Linked DNA regions of Homo sapiens: region 2 is linked to region 1. Evidence: chromatin loops called from intact Hi-C (ENCODE). Cell type or tissue: heart left ventricle. All regions are shown on one strand.

Region 1 (8,000 bases):
GGAGGGTCTGGCCGCTCCCTCGCTGTGGTTCTGGCCTCTGCTCCTCACTCTGACGTTGCCCATTTGGCTGCAGCCTCACGGGCCTTCCTGCAAGAGCTCGCTGCTGCCTGGGGGCCTTTGCAGGGTTGTTTCCTCTGCCTGCAGGGGCTCGTCCATCAGAGGATCGTGTGCCCCACTCTGTCCAGGCTTCTCAGATGACAGCTGAGCAGACAGCCCTCCCCTTCCATTCAGACTGGCCCCACTGCCCCACACTCTCTGCCCTTTCTCTGGTTTATGTTCCTTACAGCACGTTGCACTCCTGGAGGCGGCACATTTATTTGCATTTTGTCTCCCACCACGAGGTGAGCTCAGGAGGCGGGGGCGGCTTTCCTCCCTGCTGTGTCTGCAGCTCCCATGGGGAGCCCCATCCACAGTGAGCTCCCTGGGAACACTTGCTGGTTGAATGAATGAAGGGGAGCCTGGGGGACCGGGGTGGTTCATTTATTCCTCATCCTCCTGAGGCCTGGGGAGAGCTCTAACAACCAGACGGCCAAACAGAGGATGAGGAGCAGGAAGGGGACCCGGGAGGAGGCCCACGAGGTCCCAGGACAGCAGGAGAGAGTGAGGTCGCAGCAGGCGGGAGGCAGCGTGCTGGACAAGGAGGGGTCCACCGTGACGATGCTGAGAGCCGGGGGAAGGAGGACAGAGAAGTTCTGCAGGATTAGATCTGGCACCAGGAGGCCTTTGGTGCCTGGGACAGGGGTGGGGTCTCACCCGAGTGTCCATCTCCACCCCATCCTCAGGCTGTGTGTGCTTCACGGCAGCATCTGCTGGGGCAGAGCAAGGGGTTTGTCTCTTGGGAAGGTTCCCTGGGACCTCTGAGTCCTGCCAGCCCCTGCTCAGCTCCCAGATGGGGCCACTGAGATGCAGGGAGGGGCTGCGATGTCCCTGAGGCCCCACAGTGTGGGGTGAGATGATCTCACCCTGAGCCCCAGACCCTTTCCAGCCAGCGCCCCTTTCCCCATTGCTACGGAAACTTCGGGGCCCCCATCTCCCTCCTGGCTGGTCACCTCTTCCTCTCACTCACAGAGGTTTTCTTCCTGGGCATCGGCAGCTGGGCTGGACCTGGGGGAAGAATGGGAGCTTTAGGGGCAGTGTATGGGCCACGAGCAGGTGGGAGTCTGGGGTCTTCGGGCAGAATTACCTCCACTGCAGGCCTCTGTCTGTGGGCTCTGGCCCCACAGCCCCTGCAGGATGTTGGAAATCAGCCTTTCTCTGGGCTGGGGGAAGAAGGACAGAGCCTCAGCCCTGGGAACATTGGAGCCCCCTGCCCTGCACACACAGCTCGAAGGTAAGGAAGGAAACCTAAAAACACTCCTGCCTCCATGTTCCAAATGCCTCATAGGATGGACAGAGCCCGAAGGACACTTTACATTTGTAGATGGCACTGAGCCCGAAGGACACTTTACATTTGTAGATGGGACTGACTGTCGATTGGCCTGGTGAGAAATGCTGGAACAGTTTCTCAAAGCTGCATTTGCCCAGTGGTTTGGATTCTCTTTGGCTGTGCCCTGAGCCCACCCTCGGTCAGCCCTCAGGGTCCCCCCATTCCCTACTCACTCGATGTCCAGTGTTTGCCCTGACGTCGATGTCGGAGGATGAGGAAGAGGAGGAGGAGGAGGAGGAGCAGTAGGATGACGGCCACCAAGATGCCGATCACAACCCCCAGGTGCCTTCCCAGACCTTGAGCACGATGATGTCAGGGATGGGGGTGATGTCATTGAAATGAGCGCCTACTGTGTGCAGGTGACTGCTGGACCTTCTGTTCACCACCTCCAACCCCCACAACAGTCGTGCAGCACAGAAACATCCACCCCACCCACTGTACAGATGAAAAACTGACGCTCAGAGAGGGGAATCGCCTGCCCGGGGCCCCCAGCCAGGAAGCGGCAGAGCTGGGAAGGAAGCCCAGGAGTCTGACCTGCAGCCCTTGTTCCTGCACCAGAGCCGAGCCCCGGAGCTGCAGGGAAAGAGCCTGACCGTCCTGAACCATGACTCTTCTCCCCTCCCCTGCCCCAGGTCACCGTCTCTGCTGCAGGTGGGACGGGACAGGCCCCCGCGGAATCGGGTCTGGGAGGTTCCCTGGGAGGCCTCCTCTCCCAGGAGGTCACAGCTGGGAGTCAGAGCTGAAAGGAACTTTCCCACCCGCAGGCCTCTCACCTTTACATTTGGAGAAACTGAGGCCCAAGCAGGGGAGGAGCCTGTCTATATCACCACCTCCAGAGGAGACTGAACCTAGGACAGAACCCACCCCTGCCTCCCCTGGACCCTGCCCACCTCCCACTCAGAGCCCGTCACTCACCACTCTGGGGATCCGACCCGGTGGGGGTGAGGGGCTGGTCCTCAGGGCCTGCTGGGTCAGGACGGGGAGGTGAGGGCTGGGGCTGCCCTGCTCCCCACATCAGCCCGGCTGCTCCTCCCCCAGGCTGGGCCCCAACATTTCTCTCTGCCTTGACCCCCCACCCCTCACCAGCCCAGCCTCAGAGCCCTGGGGACCCTGTGGCCCCTCCTCTGGCTCTGCCCGGCTCCCTGGAGGGAAGCTCGAGTCTTTGAGGGGAATGGGATTCTCTGGGAGACCCAGGGCTGCCCTGGGGGAGGCCGCACTCCCTTGAGTTCAGAAGCCTCAGGGACTCACCAGATGTGGAGGTGGGGCCTGTTGTCGGGGAGCTGGGGCCCCCAGACGGTCCTGGGTAAAAGAATGAGAGGAGGCTGAGGAGCTGGGGCTTTCCTGAAGTCTCCACCTCAAACCAAATTTCTCTACATGGGACCTGTGGCCTCCCCAGGCCCCTCCCTCCACCCGCCTCTCCTGTCCATGATGCTGGCGATGCCACTGAGGGTGGGCAGGCCTGGGAGGGCCCTGTTCTCCTCCTTCCCTCTGAGGGTGAGTCTCCCACTGGCTGAGCCCCTCTCAGACCCCCGCTCACTCCATCCCAGCCCAGAGCTCTCCTGGGGCAGGGTCTGAGCTGAGACTTTGAGCTCAGAGAGGACAGGGTCAAGGCCCCCACCTGAGACCACGAGCTCCAGGGGGTCACTGGGGTGAGTCAGCAGGTAGGGTTTGGAGCTCTGTGAGCCGTAGCACCTGTAGGTCCCCGCATGGGCTGAGGTCACAGGACCCATGGGGAATTCAGCCTGGTATTTTTGAGATTGGTACGTTGATCTTAGACGCCATGGGTCATCAGCTGCCCCCTCCTTGGTCAGAAGGAAAGTTTGCATCCATCCCTGTGACTGACACAGCAGGGTCACGTTCTCTCCTGAGGCCACCGTGGGGCCCGGCTGCACCGAGAGGGAGACTCTGTCATAGAACTGTCCTGGAGAGAAGAAGGATGGGCGAGGGGCTGCCCCACCTTGCTCTGAGCTGACACCTCCCCAGGTCTCCCTCTGGGACCCTCAGTGTCTCTGTCTCTGTTTTCTCTGAGTCTCCCCCTCCCCGCCCATCCCCTGTCTCTGTCTGTCTCTCCCTCCCTTGGGACCCCCATCCCTCATCCCGGCCATCACTACCTGAGCTCCCCCGGCAGGGCCTGTGCGGAGCCTGGGTCCCTGACTGAACCCGCTGGGCTCCTCACCTGCGATCAGGATGTCCAGGGGGTCGCTGGGGGCCGACCACTCGGAGGAGAGGTTGTGTGCACCGTAGCATCTGTACTGGCCCCCGTAGGAGCGGCTCACAGGGCCCAGGGTGAAGTTGGCCTGGGAGAGCCCAGCCTGGGGCTGTGCGCCAGCGAGCTGAAGGAAGTCACGTTCCCCGTCCTTATACAGAACAAATCTGTTGTAGCCAGCATCAGAGCCACACTGCAGAGTCAGGGTCTCCTCAGGGGCCACGATAGGACCTGGCTGCACTGAGAGTGATGGCTTCTTAGAAACACCTGGGAAAAGGTGGTCATGGTTTCCAGGAGCCGACCCTCAGGCTTCCCCACAAATCTTCCCTTTCCCCCGGGGCCACATCACTGCTGATCTTCCTGTGTCTCTGGCCCCAGGAGCCCTGAGCCCTCTCGCCCCAACATCATCCCACCTGGAACTGCCCTGAGACGCGGCTGCTCCCCACCTGCCTGGAGACTCAGGGAACTCCAGGCAATGCTGTGAATTTCTCACCTAGGACCAGGAGCTCCAGGAGATCACTGGGTAGAGACCACTCATAGGGAGAGTTCGAGTCATAAGCATAGCACCTGTACCACCACCTGCGACTCGGGCTCACGGGGCCCACGGAGAAGATGGCGCGGGACGACCCACGGGCATGGGGCTGGGAGTTCAGGCATTGTGGGTGTTCATCTTCTCCTTCCTTACACAGAATGAAGCCATCAAATGCCACCTGTGAGTCACACTGGAGGGTTACATTCCCTCCTGAGTTCACCACGGGGCTGGGCTGGGCTGAGAGGGTGGGTTTGATGTAGGCTCCTAGGAGAGAAGGAGGCACCGTGTTAAATGTGGCTCAGACCACCCGCGTCATCCCCAGGGCTGGGCTGTGAGAGGGAGAAGCCCCTGAGAGCCGTCCCCCTTCCTGAGGGCAGAGTCTGGGGCTGGGACCCCTGAGTGTCAGCTCACCTGTCACCACCAGCTCCAGGGGGTCACTGCTCTCTGAGCGGCCTGCAGTGTCGCTACCATAGTAACAGCGATACCGCCCTGTGTGTTCCCAGGTGATGGATGGGATGGGGAACTGGCCCTTCTTCACAAGCTCCTGTGGGATCCGTGTAATCCAGGGTGCTGTTTTCTTTTCTCTATATAGACGGTACTCCTGGGTCTCCTGGCCCCCCTGACACCTGAGGGTCACAGGACTCCCCTGGGTGATCACAGAGCCTGGTTCAGCCCAGAGGGTGGGCTTGGGGAGGTGCCCTGGAAGGAAATCAGGAGTCAGATTCTAACTCATTTCCCACCCAACCCAGCAGATTCCAGCTCTCAGCCCAGGACCCTCCAGACGCCCCCATCAGTCAGCCCAGAACTGCTATTCCCCATCCCCAGCGGCACGGGGGTGGCCCCTTGTCCCCAGTGAGGAGGAGGGACCTGGAAGAGCTGGGGACAGACTCACCTGCCTGCACGTGGGTCCGGGGGCCCAGACTCAGCCCTGGAAGAGAGTTCCCGGTGAGGGATTTGCCCCCTGAAGCCTGGGCAGGTCCTCCCCTCCCTGGGATCTTTGTGAGCCCCTGGGGTCTCCTTAGGGACAAGAGTTTGGCTGTGGGGTGAGGTCCCTCTTAGGTTAGAAGCTCCCCTCCTTCTTCAAATCTCACCGAGACAGATCAGGACCGTGAGGATGGGGGTCATGGCGTCTCCTCCCACTGCCCTGCTCTGTGGATGGATGAGCCCTCGGTGCTGGCAGGATAGAGAGACACACAGAGTGTGGCCAATCGGAGGCTGGGTCCTTCTTCTCATGGGGTGCTGTCATCTGCAGCCACACAGGAAGTGGAACTGCCCTCCCCAGGACCCTTGCTCTCATTCCATTAGGGCTGAGGTGGGGGCAGTCACTAGGCCCTCTGCATCATTTCAGATGGTAATGGGCCCTTTCCTGACCCCCAGCCACCGTCTGTCTGGTTTGTTTTCATCCCACTGAGAGCCAGGATGTAGCAGCAAATAAAACTGGTTCCTTCCTGTGTCTGCCCTTCCTGACGAGGGTAGCGGAGGCATCTCCTTCCTTCTCACAGCCTCCCACATGGTCACCCTCCCTCCTTCAGCCGTCCATCAGCTCAGTGTTGTGGGGTCCTTACCATGGCAGTCGTCCCTCCAGCCCTGGAGATGCTTCAGGGAAGACCCAGGTCCATGCTGCAGGCAGACTCAGATCAGCAGAGACGCATCTCGCATCTGGCTGTGCCGCCCAGGCTGAGCTGCGTGTGGCAGTGAGCACAGAAGAGAAATGCAGGGAAATAGGGAAGAAAAGTTGACTTCTTTCTTGACACTGGATTGTGGGTTTTCTTTCAACCAAATAGTCCCCTCTTAACTTCCCCTTTTTAAAATATTTTGCTACAGTGTCCAACCCCACCCCCCGGGAACAAATCTCTGAGTCTTTCCTGCCTCCTCGGTGCCCTTTGCTTACTTGGCCGTCCCTCTGCACCTCAATCCCTGTTCAACGCTTTGGGAACAATGACTTATATTTGAGCTTTGATTTGGGGAGTTGGGGGGGAGTTATATTTATTCAACGACTGGTTATCATCCACTGCCTACGTGACCTCGGGCGGTAATGAACCATCTCTGAGCCTCAGATTCTTCCTTTGCCGACTGTTGTCACAAATCCCACTCGTGACAGTGGTTGTACGGTCAGTGGTGCTGGAACATTAGGAGGGGCTCATTTGTGCCTGATTTCCAGACCAGGGTAAGACCTGAGGTGTTTGGGACATAAGAGGATCTTGGCGTTGGACTCCACAGTCTACGTAGGTGATTGATGTGTCCACTCTGGATCTCACATCTGACCCTAATGGATAGATGGACGTGTATTTGTCCATCTATCTGGGCATTTCTGAAATACCCAGAGCATCAATGTCATGAGCAGAAAAAGAGATGTGGAAGTTCCCAAGTGTAGATGGATCCACAGGAAAGAACAGAGGCCACAGGTGAGATGCCACAGGGACCTGGGACCATCAAGGGCTCATTAGGGTGGAGGTTTCCACCACTGAGTGGAGCCAGGAGAGGAACCTCGGGATCTGCAATGACAGTGAGGGGCTCAGGGCTCCAGACCAAGGTGGGAGGCTGCGTCCTCCAGCTACACCTGAGGCTGGAGTGGACCCCAAGCAGCCCAGGGGAATTCCCTCAAGGGAGTGCACCAAACCGTCCAGTGACAGAGCTGCTGGGATTCCAAAGAAAGAAGCACTAAACACCAGGGTGTTCATAGATCATTTATTAGGGAGACTTCTGCACAGTGGGGCACCCTCGTCTCCTTGCCCAGTGTCTCCTTGTGGATCTCAAGGATGTGCTTCCACATAGCAGCATCTTCTTCAGATGGACAAGGAGACACTGGGTGTTCTACCCGAAGCTTTAACTTAAAATAAAAATAAAAACAAAAATAAACCCCTAGAGAATATGATCTCTCAGTAGAGTTGTTTCTTGGGATACACAGGCAATTCGTTTCAGTACCCGCTACATGCACCAACACCTGCTCGTACTCCAGCCCCGACATTGTCTCTGCTGGGCCTGCATATAGGAAAAGTCTGCCGTTCATATACACAAGTCTTGCATCCCACAAATGCTACAGTTTTGACCCCCGTTTGGTTGAAAAAAGTGTGCATATAAGAGACCCCAGGAATTCAAGGCTGCGTTGCTCCAGGGTTGTCTGGATTTTGAGTTTATTTGGGAGTGAGAAGCAAGGATTACAATCTGGAGTGCATGGCATGGCAAGCCACAGTGTGTCCGGAGAGGGAAGTGTGATGTTGTGATACACACTGGTTTTCACCTGCGGTTCCTGGCTCATAGCTCCATAGCCCTTGTTACAGTCTTTTGTTATAACATTGGCTGTGTTAGGCCTTAGGGGAGGCCTCTGACCTCCTCCTGCCCTTCCTTCACCTGCCCAAGGCAAGACTCTAATGTCCCTGCCTTTCTGATGGTGGCTCTTAAGACCCTCCCAGAAGATGGTCTCAGCCTGTTCCTTGTGGGAGGAAATACTGACATCATGAAGCTTCATAAAAACCCAAGAAGACTGGGTTTCGTGGGTTTCTGGGTGGTTGAGCATGTGGAGACTCCTGGAGGGTGATGCCCAGGGAGGGTATGGAAGCCCTGCGCCCCTTCCCCCATGCCTCCTCCTATGAGTCTCTTCATCTGTGTCCTCTGCAGTGTGCTTTGTATTCAACCAGGAAACGTCAGTGTCTCTCTGAGTTCTGTGAGCTGCTACAGCAAATTAATCAAACCCAAAGAGGTGGTCATAGGGTCCCCAACTTGAAGCCAGTCAGTCAGAAGTTCTGGAGGTCTGGACTTGGGAATGGTGTGGGGGCAGTGTTGGGGACTGAACCATTCAATCTGTGGGATCTGGGACTGTCTCTGGGTAGACAGTG
Region 2 (8,000 bases), 350 kb after region 1:
ATTCTGGGGCCCACAGAGGTGCCTGGCCTCCTCCCTCCCTGCTAAGGCAGTGGCAGCTGGACCCAGGCTGCTCAGGGATCAGAAGCCTGTGGGATTCCACGTGGGCTCCAGTGGGGCCTTGGTACAGTCTCCAGGAGCAAACTGTGGGCCTCTGGAGGCCCAGAGGGGACAGGCGCTCTCCTGTGGGCAGGATCCTAAGGGCCCACAGCAGAGGTGTAGATGCCAGGGACCCCTCACTCACTCACCCCTTCCCTGTGTTAGGGAGGCTCTCACTCATTCACCCCTTCCCCGTGTTAGGGATCCTCTCACTCACTCACACCTTCCCCGTGTTAGGGATCCTCTCACTCACTCACCCCTTCCCCGTGTTGGGGAATCTCTCACTCACTCACCCCTTCCCCGTGTTGGTGAATCTCTCACTCACTCACCCCTTCCCCGTGTTAGGAGCCTCTCCTGGCTCCCACCTTTTCTCTTCTCTTCTCTCCATGTCCTCATGTTTCTCAGGTGAACCCCAGCATCCTCTTGGAAGATCCACTTGACCTGTTGGTATTTACTCGCTATTTTGGGTCCTCTTAGTGAGTAGGCAGACTCCAGCCCTTTCCATTCAGCCAACTTGAACCTCAGCCCCCAGTCATTTTCTTGCACTTTTTACTCTTGGGAAATCCAGTCCCAATGTGCTTGTCTTTCATTGGACAATAATTTTCATTTTCTCCAGTAGTTTTAAAATTACTTTGTATCTATTCTAGGTATCTTTTACTCTATCATAGTTAAGACATTGATGTTATTTATGAATTTGTTCACGTTAAACTCATGTTCTTTCTTCATTTCTATAAAAATGTCAACCATTTTCTTTGCAAGTATTTACTGAATAACATACTCCTTATTTCCTTCATTCTGAAAGTGTGATCCAAAGAGAGATATCTGTTTCCTCTTTTCATTCCATTTCTTGTGTGCATTAATTATCTTTTCTATTTTTTTCATTTCTAGTTTTTCTCTGATGACTAATGAAAAATTTTAGTAAATATTCTACACCAATACAATGTTTATCATTTCAGCTGTGTCTTGTTCTGGATGAAATTATTTCTAAATGTGTTAATATAATTTACTATTTTCACATCACAATAGCTTCCTAATTCATTTCTACAATTGCCTGTTTTTTCTCTAACGGACTCTTTGATTTTTATTCCTCTGGGGTGGGTTTTTCTCCCACACACCTGATCTTCCATATAGGGTTTCTCCCCAGGCTGACTCAGGAAGGAAAGCTGATGAGGGCATTGCTGTAGCCGCTCCTGCCCTGCGGTGTCCATGCTCCCAAGCTTAGAATCACCTCTGTGTTATGCCCGGCATGGCGGGGTCCATGTGAGCCTCACACTCCAGGGTCAGAGATGCCCGGTCCAACAATGATAAAGCGCATCTGTGTCATGCACACCCGGGAAGGTGGCTCAGTGCTGAGTGTAGCCCGGGTCACTGAGTCATCCCAGGGTCTGTCCACAAACACAGAAGAGGGGGAGTCACAGTCTCTAAGGTCCCACAGTTTCCTCCACTTTTTTCCTTGTTCTGAGAGTGAGACAAAGGGCCATGACTGTTCTGTGGGTTGGACAGATGCATGTTTCCACCTGCAGGCTGGAACCCAAGCTGAGGTCTTGAGCATCCCCAAGTACTGATAAAGCACTTTAGGTTGTTTCTAGAAAACACTGAAAAATTAACCCTTTTGCTAAAAGTGTAGAAACAAGCCCTCCCCTGAACCAAATTCCTGAAACTCTCAGGTTAAACTTCGTAACCCCATCCCTTCACTGCAGACTCCCAATAGAAAAGTTACAGGTGCAAGGATGAGATGACTTTGGTCAAACTCAGACCCCACAGGGCCAGGAAGGCCTGAAGGAGAGGAGGCCCATGCTTCCACGTCTCAGATAAGAACTGTTTCTAAGGACTTTTAAAAAACCCATAAGAAACTCTTCCATGTCCTTCAGCCCCTTCTGCTTTGACAAGGTTTATCACTAGATGTTCTTTAGGACGTCAGGAATTCAGATAAGATGCTCTCAAGAGAACCATTGACCAGCAACAGCATCTCCTCCAATGGACTGACAGCAACTCTGGCTTTGAACCTGTGGAACCAGGGAACTCTGTTTCCAGGCAGCTCTGTCAGGCTCTCCCTTGTTGCTGATAAGAACTTCCTTTACCTCTCTATGTACAGAGAGCTCTCTCTACGGTGCTTTTCCTCTACTCTCACGTCACAGGAATCATCAACACAGAAAAAGACTTCTAGGACCAGATGTATGGGGTTTTTTTCCCCAGACGCAGTAGCGAACAGCAGCTGGGTGTCCTCTAAGTCAGCTCTGGTGCTGTCTACCCAGAGACAGTCCCGGATCCCACAGATTGAAGGCCCATTCCCCAAAACTGCCCCCAACACCATTCCCAAGTCCAGACCTCCAGAACTTCTGACTGACTGGCTTCAAGTTGGGGATCCCATGCCCCACTCTTTGGGTTTGATTAATTTGCTGTAGCAGCTCACAGAACTCAGGAAACACTGACATTTCCTGGTTGAATACAAAGCACACTGCAGAGGACACAGATGAAGAAACTCATAGGAGGAGGCATGGGGGAAGAGGCCCGGGGCTTCCATACCCTCCCTGGGCGTCGCCCTCCAGGAGCCTTAGCATGCTCAGCCACCCAGAAACTCATGAAACCCAGTCCTCTGGGGCTTTTATGAAAGCTTCATGACATCAGCATTTCCTCCCACAAGGAACAGGGTGAGACTGTCTTCTGGGAGGGTCTTAAGATCCACTATCAGAAAGGCAGGGAACATTCGAGTCTTACTTTGGGTTAGGTGAAGGAAGGGCAGGAGGAGGTCAGAGGCCTCCCCTGAGGCCCAGCACAGCCAATGTTATAACAAAAGACTATAACAAGGGCTATGGGAGTTACAAGCCAGGAACTGCGGGTGAAAACCAGCATATATCACAACATCACACTTCCCTCTCTGGACACACTGTGGCTTGCCATGCCATGCACTCCATATTGTAATCCTTGCTTCTCACTCCCAAATAAACTCAAAATCCAGGCAACCCTGGAGCAATGCAGCCTTGAATTCCAGGGGTCTCTTATATGCACACTTTTTCCAAACAAACGGGGATCAAAACTATAGCATTTGTGAGAAACAAGACTTGCGTATATGAACGGCAGACTTTTCCTATATGCAGACCCAGCAGAGACAACGTCAGGGCTGGAGTACGAGCAAGTGTTGGTACATGTAGGGGGTACTGAAACGAATTGCCTGTGTATCCCAAGAAACAACTGTACTGAGAGATCATATTTTCTAGGGGTTTATTTTTGGTTTTGTTTTTATTTTAGGTTAAAGCTTTGGATAGAATACCCAGTGTCTCCTTGTCCATCTGAAGAACATGCTGCTATGTGGAAGCACATCCTTGAGATCCACAAGGAGACACTGGGCAAGAAGACAAGGATGCCCCACTGTGCAGAGGTCCCCCTAATAAATGCTCTATGAACACCCTGGTGTTTAGTGCTTCTTTCCTTGGAATTCCAGCAGGTCTGGACAGTTTGGTGCACTCCCTTGAGGGAATTCCCCTGGGCTGCTTGGGGTCCACTCCAGCCTCAGGTGTAGCTAGAGGACGCAGCCTCCCACCTTGGTCTGGAGCCCTGAGCCCCTCACTGTCATTGCAGATCCCGGGGTTCCTCTCCCGGCTCCACTCAGTGGTGGAAACCTCCACCCTAATGAGCCCTTGATGGTCCCGGGACCCTGTGGCATCTCACCTCTGGCCTCTGTTCTTTCTTGTGAGTCCGTCTACACTTGGGGTTTCCACATGTCTTTTTCTGCTCATGACCTTGATACTCTGGGTATTTCAGAAATGCTACACATACGTTTCTCCATTACGGTCAGATGTGACATCTTGAGTGGACTCATCAATCACCTACAGAATGTGGAGTCCAACAGCAAGATCCTCTCACGTCCCAAAGCCTCAGGTCTTACCCTGGTCTGGAAATCAAGCACAAATGAGCCCCTCCCAATGTCCCAGGCACCACTGACCCCACAACCACTGTGACGAGTGGGATTCATGACAACAATCTGCAAAGGAAGAAACTGAGGCTCAGTGATGGGACATTACAAACCAAGGTCACGTAGGCAGCGGATGATAACCAGTCATCAAATAAATATCAACTCCCTCCCCCACTCCCCAAATCAAAGCTCAAACATAAGTCATTGTTCCCAAAATGTTGACCAGGAATTGAGGTGCAGAGGGACGGCTAAGGACGCAATGGGCACCGAGGAGGCAGGAAAGACTCAGAGGTTTCTTCCCGGGGGGGAGGGAGTGGACGCTGGAGCAAAAACATTTAAAAAGGGGAAGTTAAGAGGGGACTATTTGGTTGAAAGAAAACCCACAATCCAGTGTCAAGAAAGAAGTCAACTTTTCTTCCCCTACTTCCCTGCATTTCTCCTCTGTGCTCACTGCCACACACAGCTCAACCTGGACAGCACAGCCAGAGGCGAGATGCTTCTCTGCTGATCTGAGTCTGCCTGCAGCATGGACCTGGGTCTTCCCTGAAGCATCTCCAGGGCTGGAGGGACGACTGCCATGGTAAGGACCCCACAACGCTGTGCTGATGGATGGGCTGAAGGAGGGAGGGTGACCATGTGGGAAGCTGTGAGAAGGAAGGGGAAGCCACTGCTACCCTCATCAGGAAGGGCAGACACAAGAAGCACCAGTTCTATTTGCTGCTACATCCCGGCTCTCGGTGAGACGAGGAGAAACCAGACAGACAGTGGCTGGGGGTCAGGAAAGACCCCATTACAGTCTGAAATGTCTGCAGAGGGCCCAGTGCCTGCCCCCACCTCAGCTCTAAAAGAATGAGAGTCAGGCTCCTGGGAGGGCAGTTCCGCTTCTTGTGTGGCTGCAGATGACAACACCCCATGAGAAGGACCCAGCCTCTGAGTGTCCACACAGGGTGGGAAGGAGGGGAGGCTATTTCTCTCTGTGTGTCTCTGTCCCGCCAGCACCGAGGGCTCATCCATCCGCAGAGCAGGGCAGTGGGAGGAGACGCCATGACCCCCATCGTCACAGTCCTGATCTGTCTCGGTGAGATTTGAAGAGAGAGGGGAGCTTCTAACCTAGGAGGGACCTCACCCCACAGCCAAACTCTGGTCCCTAAGGAGACCCCAGGGGCTCACAAAGATCCCAGGGAGGGGAGGACCTGCTCAGGCTTCAGGGGGCAAATCCCTCACAGGGAACTCTCTTCCAGGGCTGAGTCTGGGCCCCAGGACCCGCGTGCAGACAGGTGAGTCTGTCCCCAGCTCTCCCAGGTCCCTCCTCCTCACTGGGGACAAGGGGCCACCTCCGTGCAGCTGGGGATGGGGATTAGAAGTTCTGGACTGACTGATGGGGGCATCTGGAGGGTCCTGGGCTGAGAGCTGAGATCTGTTGGGTGGGAAATGACTTCGAATCTGACCTTTGATTTCCTTCCAGGGACCATCCCCAAGCCCACCCTGTGGGCTGAGCCAGACTCTGTGATCACCCAGGGGAGTCCCGTCACCCTCAGTTGTCAGGGGAGCCTTGAAGCCCAGGAGTACCGTCTATATAGGGAGAAAAAATCAGCATCTTGGATTACACGGATACGACCAGAGCTTGTGAAGAACGGCCAGTTCCACATCCCATCCATCACCTGGGAACACACAGGGCGATATGGCTGTCAGTATTACAGCCGCGCTCGGTGGTCTGAGCTCAGTGACCCCCTGGTGCTGGTGATGACAGGTGAGAGGACACTCAGGGATCCCAGCCCCAGGCTCTGCCCTCAGGAAGGAGGCTCTCAGGGGTGTCTCCCTCTCACAGCCCAGCCCTGGGGATGATGTGGGAGGTGGGAGCCCCATTTAACACGATGCCTCCTTCTCTCCTAGGAGCCTACCCAAAACCCACCCTCTCAGCCCAGCCCAGCCCTGTGGTGACCTCAGGAGGAAGGGTGACCCTCCAGTGTGAGTCACAGGTGGCATTTGGCGGCTTCATTCTGTGTAAGGAAGGAGAAGATGAACACCCACAATGCCTGAACTCCCAGCCCCATGCCCGTGGGTCGTCCCGCGCCATCTTCTCCGTGGGCCCCGTGAGCCCGAATCGCAGGTGGTCGCACAGGTGCTATGGTTATGACTTGAACTCTCCCTATGTGTGGTCTTCACCCAGTGATCTCCTGGAGCTCCTGGTCCCAGGTGAGAAATTCACAGCATTGTCTGGAGTTCCCTGAGTCTCCCTGAGTCTCCAGGCAGGTGGGGAGCAGCCGTGTCTCAGGGCAGTTCCAGGTGGGATGATGTTGGGGCGAGAGGGCTCAGGGGTCCTGGGGCCAGAGACACAGGAAGATCAGCAGTGGTGAGGCACCGGGGGAGAGGGAGGGTTTGTGGGGAAGCCTGAGGGTCGGCTCCTGGAAACCATGAGCACCTTTTCCCAGGTGTTTCTAAGAAGCCATCACTCTCAGTGCAGCCGGGTCCTGTCATGGCCCCTGGGGAAAGCCTGACCCTCCAGTGTGTCTCTGATGTCGGCTATGACAGATTTGTTCTGTACAAGGAGGGGGAACGTGACCTTCGCCAGCTCCCTGGCCGGCAGCCCCAGGCTGGGCTCTCCCAGGCCAACTTCACCCTGGGCCCTGTGAGCCGCTCCTACGGGGGCCAGTACAGATGCTACGGTGCACACAACCTCTCCTCTGAGTGCTCGGCCCCCAGCGACCCCCTGGACATCCTGATCACAGGTGAGGAGCCCAGCGGGTTCAGTCAGGGACCCAGACTCTGCACAGGCCCTGCCGGGGGAATCCAATTAGTGATGGCCAGGATGAGGCGGGGGGTGGTCCCAAGGGAGGGAGAGACAGAGAGAGAGACAGGGGATGGGTGGGGAGGGGAAGACTCAGAGAAAACAGAGACAGAGGCTCCTAGAGAGGCCTGGGGAGGTCTCAGCTCAGAGCAAGGTGGGGCAGCCCCTCACCCATCCTTCTTCTCTCCAGGACAGATCCGTGGCACACCCTTCATCTCAGTGCAGCCAGGCCCCACAGTGGCCTCAGGAGAGAACGTGACCCTGCTGTGTCAGTCATGGCGGCAGTTCCACACTTTCCTTCTGACCAAGGCGGGAGCAGCTGATGCCCCACTCCGTCTAAGATCAATACACGAATATCCTAAGTACCAGGCTGAATTCCCCATGAGTCCTGTGACCTCAGCCCACGCGGGGACCTACAGGTGCTACGGCTCACTCAACTCCGACCCCTACCTGCTGTCTCACCCCAGTGAGCCCCTGGAGCTCGTGGTCTCAGGTGGGGGCCTTGACCCTGTCCTCTCTGAGCTCAAAGGCTCAGCTCAGGCCCTGCCCCCCAGGAGAGCTCTGGGCTGGGATGGAGTGAGCGGGGGTCTGAGCGGGGCTCAGCCAGTGGGAGACTCACCCTCAGAGGGAAGGAGGACAACAGGCCCTCCCAGGCCTGCGCACACTCAGCGGCATCGCCAGCATCATGGACAGGAGAGGCGGGTGGAGGGAGGGGCCTGGGGAGGCCACAGGGCCCATGTAGAGAAATTTGGTTTGAGGTGGAGACTTCAGGAAAGCCCCAGCTCCTCACCCTCCTCTCATTCTTTCACCCAGGACCCTCCATGGGTTCCAGCCCCCCACCCACCGGTCCCATCTCCACACCTGGTGAGTCCCTGAGGCCTCTGGCTCGAAGGGAGCGCAGCGACCCCCAGGGCAGCTTTGAGTGTCCAGGAGGATCCCATTCCCTTCAGGGACTCAATCAAGGGCTTCTGTCCAGGGAGCTGGGCAGAGCCAGAGGAGGGGCCACAGGGTCCCCAGGGCTCTGAGGCTGGGCTGGTGAGGGGTGGGGGGTCAAGGCAGAGAGAAATGTTGGGGCCCAGCCTGGGGGAGGAGCAGCCGGGCTGATGTGGGGAGCAGGGCAGCCCCAGCCCTCACCTCCCCGTCCTGACCCAGCAGGCCCTGAGGACCAGCCCCTCACCCCCACTGGGTCGGATCCCCAAAGTG

The links. Peaks named below come from ENCODE experiments on the same cell type or tissue, not always from the same donor. Only the 100,000 strongest peaks of a DNase experiment are listed, where the experiment ranks them.
Region 2: a loop joins it to region 1, with 6 times the contacts of the local background. A loop is called at or near these places in 12 of 110 quality-filtered maps.

Annotation. Positions count from the first base shown.
Region 1 is chr19:54,628,363-54,636,362 of GRCh38, reverse strand. It overlaps LILRB1 (leukocyte immunoglobulin like receptor B1), which reads right to left and starts at 5,879. Exons shown (of 15, transcript NM_001081637.3): 1 at 5,730-5,879; 2 at 5,256-5,337; 3 at 5,057-5,092; 4 at 4,576-4,863; 5 at 4,126-4,428; 6 at 3,603-3,899; 7 at 3,045-3,347; 8 at 2,675-2,725; 9 at 2,342-2,392; 10 at 1,600-1,722; 11 at 1,184-1,259; 12 at 1,067-1,104; 13 at 754-806. The coding sequence starts at 5,289. In heart left ventricle, no CTCF peak of the experiment used is centred here; a DNase peak (open chromatin) is centred at 78; H3K4me3 peaks cover 594 bases; H3K27me3 peaks cover 3,631 bases.
Region 2 is chr19:54,277,550-54,285,549 of GRCh38, reverse strand. LILRB2 (leukocyte immunoglobulin like receptor B2) reads left to right here and starts at 4,440. Exons shown (of 14, transcript NM_001080978.4): 1 at 4,440-4,589; 2 at 5,006-5,087; 3 at 5,251-5,286; 4 at 5,475-5,759; 5 at 5,903-6,205; 6 at 6,442-6,738; 7 at 6,988-7,290; 8 at 7,611-7,661; 9 at 7,953-8,000. The coding sequence starts at 5,054. MIR4752 (microRNA 4752) reads right to left here and starts at 3,441; the gene lies at 3,370-3,441. RefSeq lists enhancers at 1-95, 5,327-6,526. In heart left ventricle, no CTCF peak of the experiment used is centred here; a DNase peak (open chromatin) is centred at 4,889; H3K4me3 peaks cover 1,128 bases; H3K27ac peaks cover 467 bases; H3K27me3 peaks cover 4,936 bases.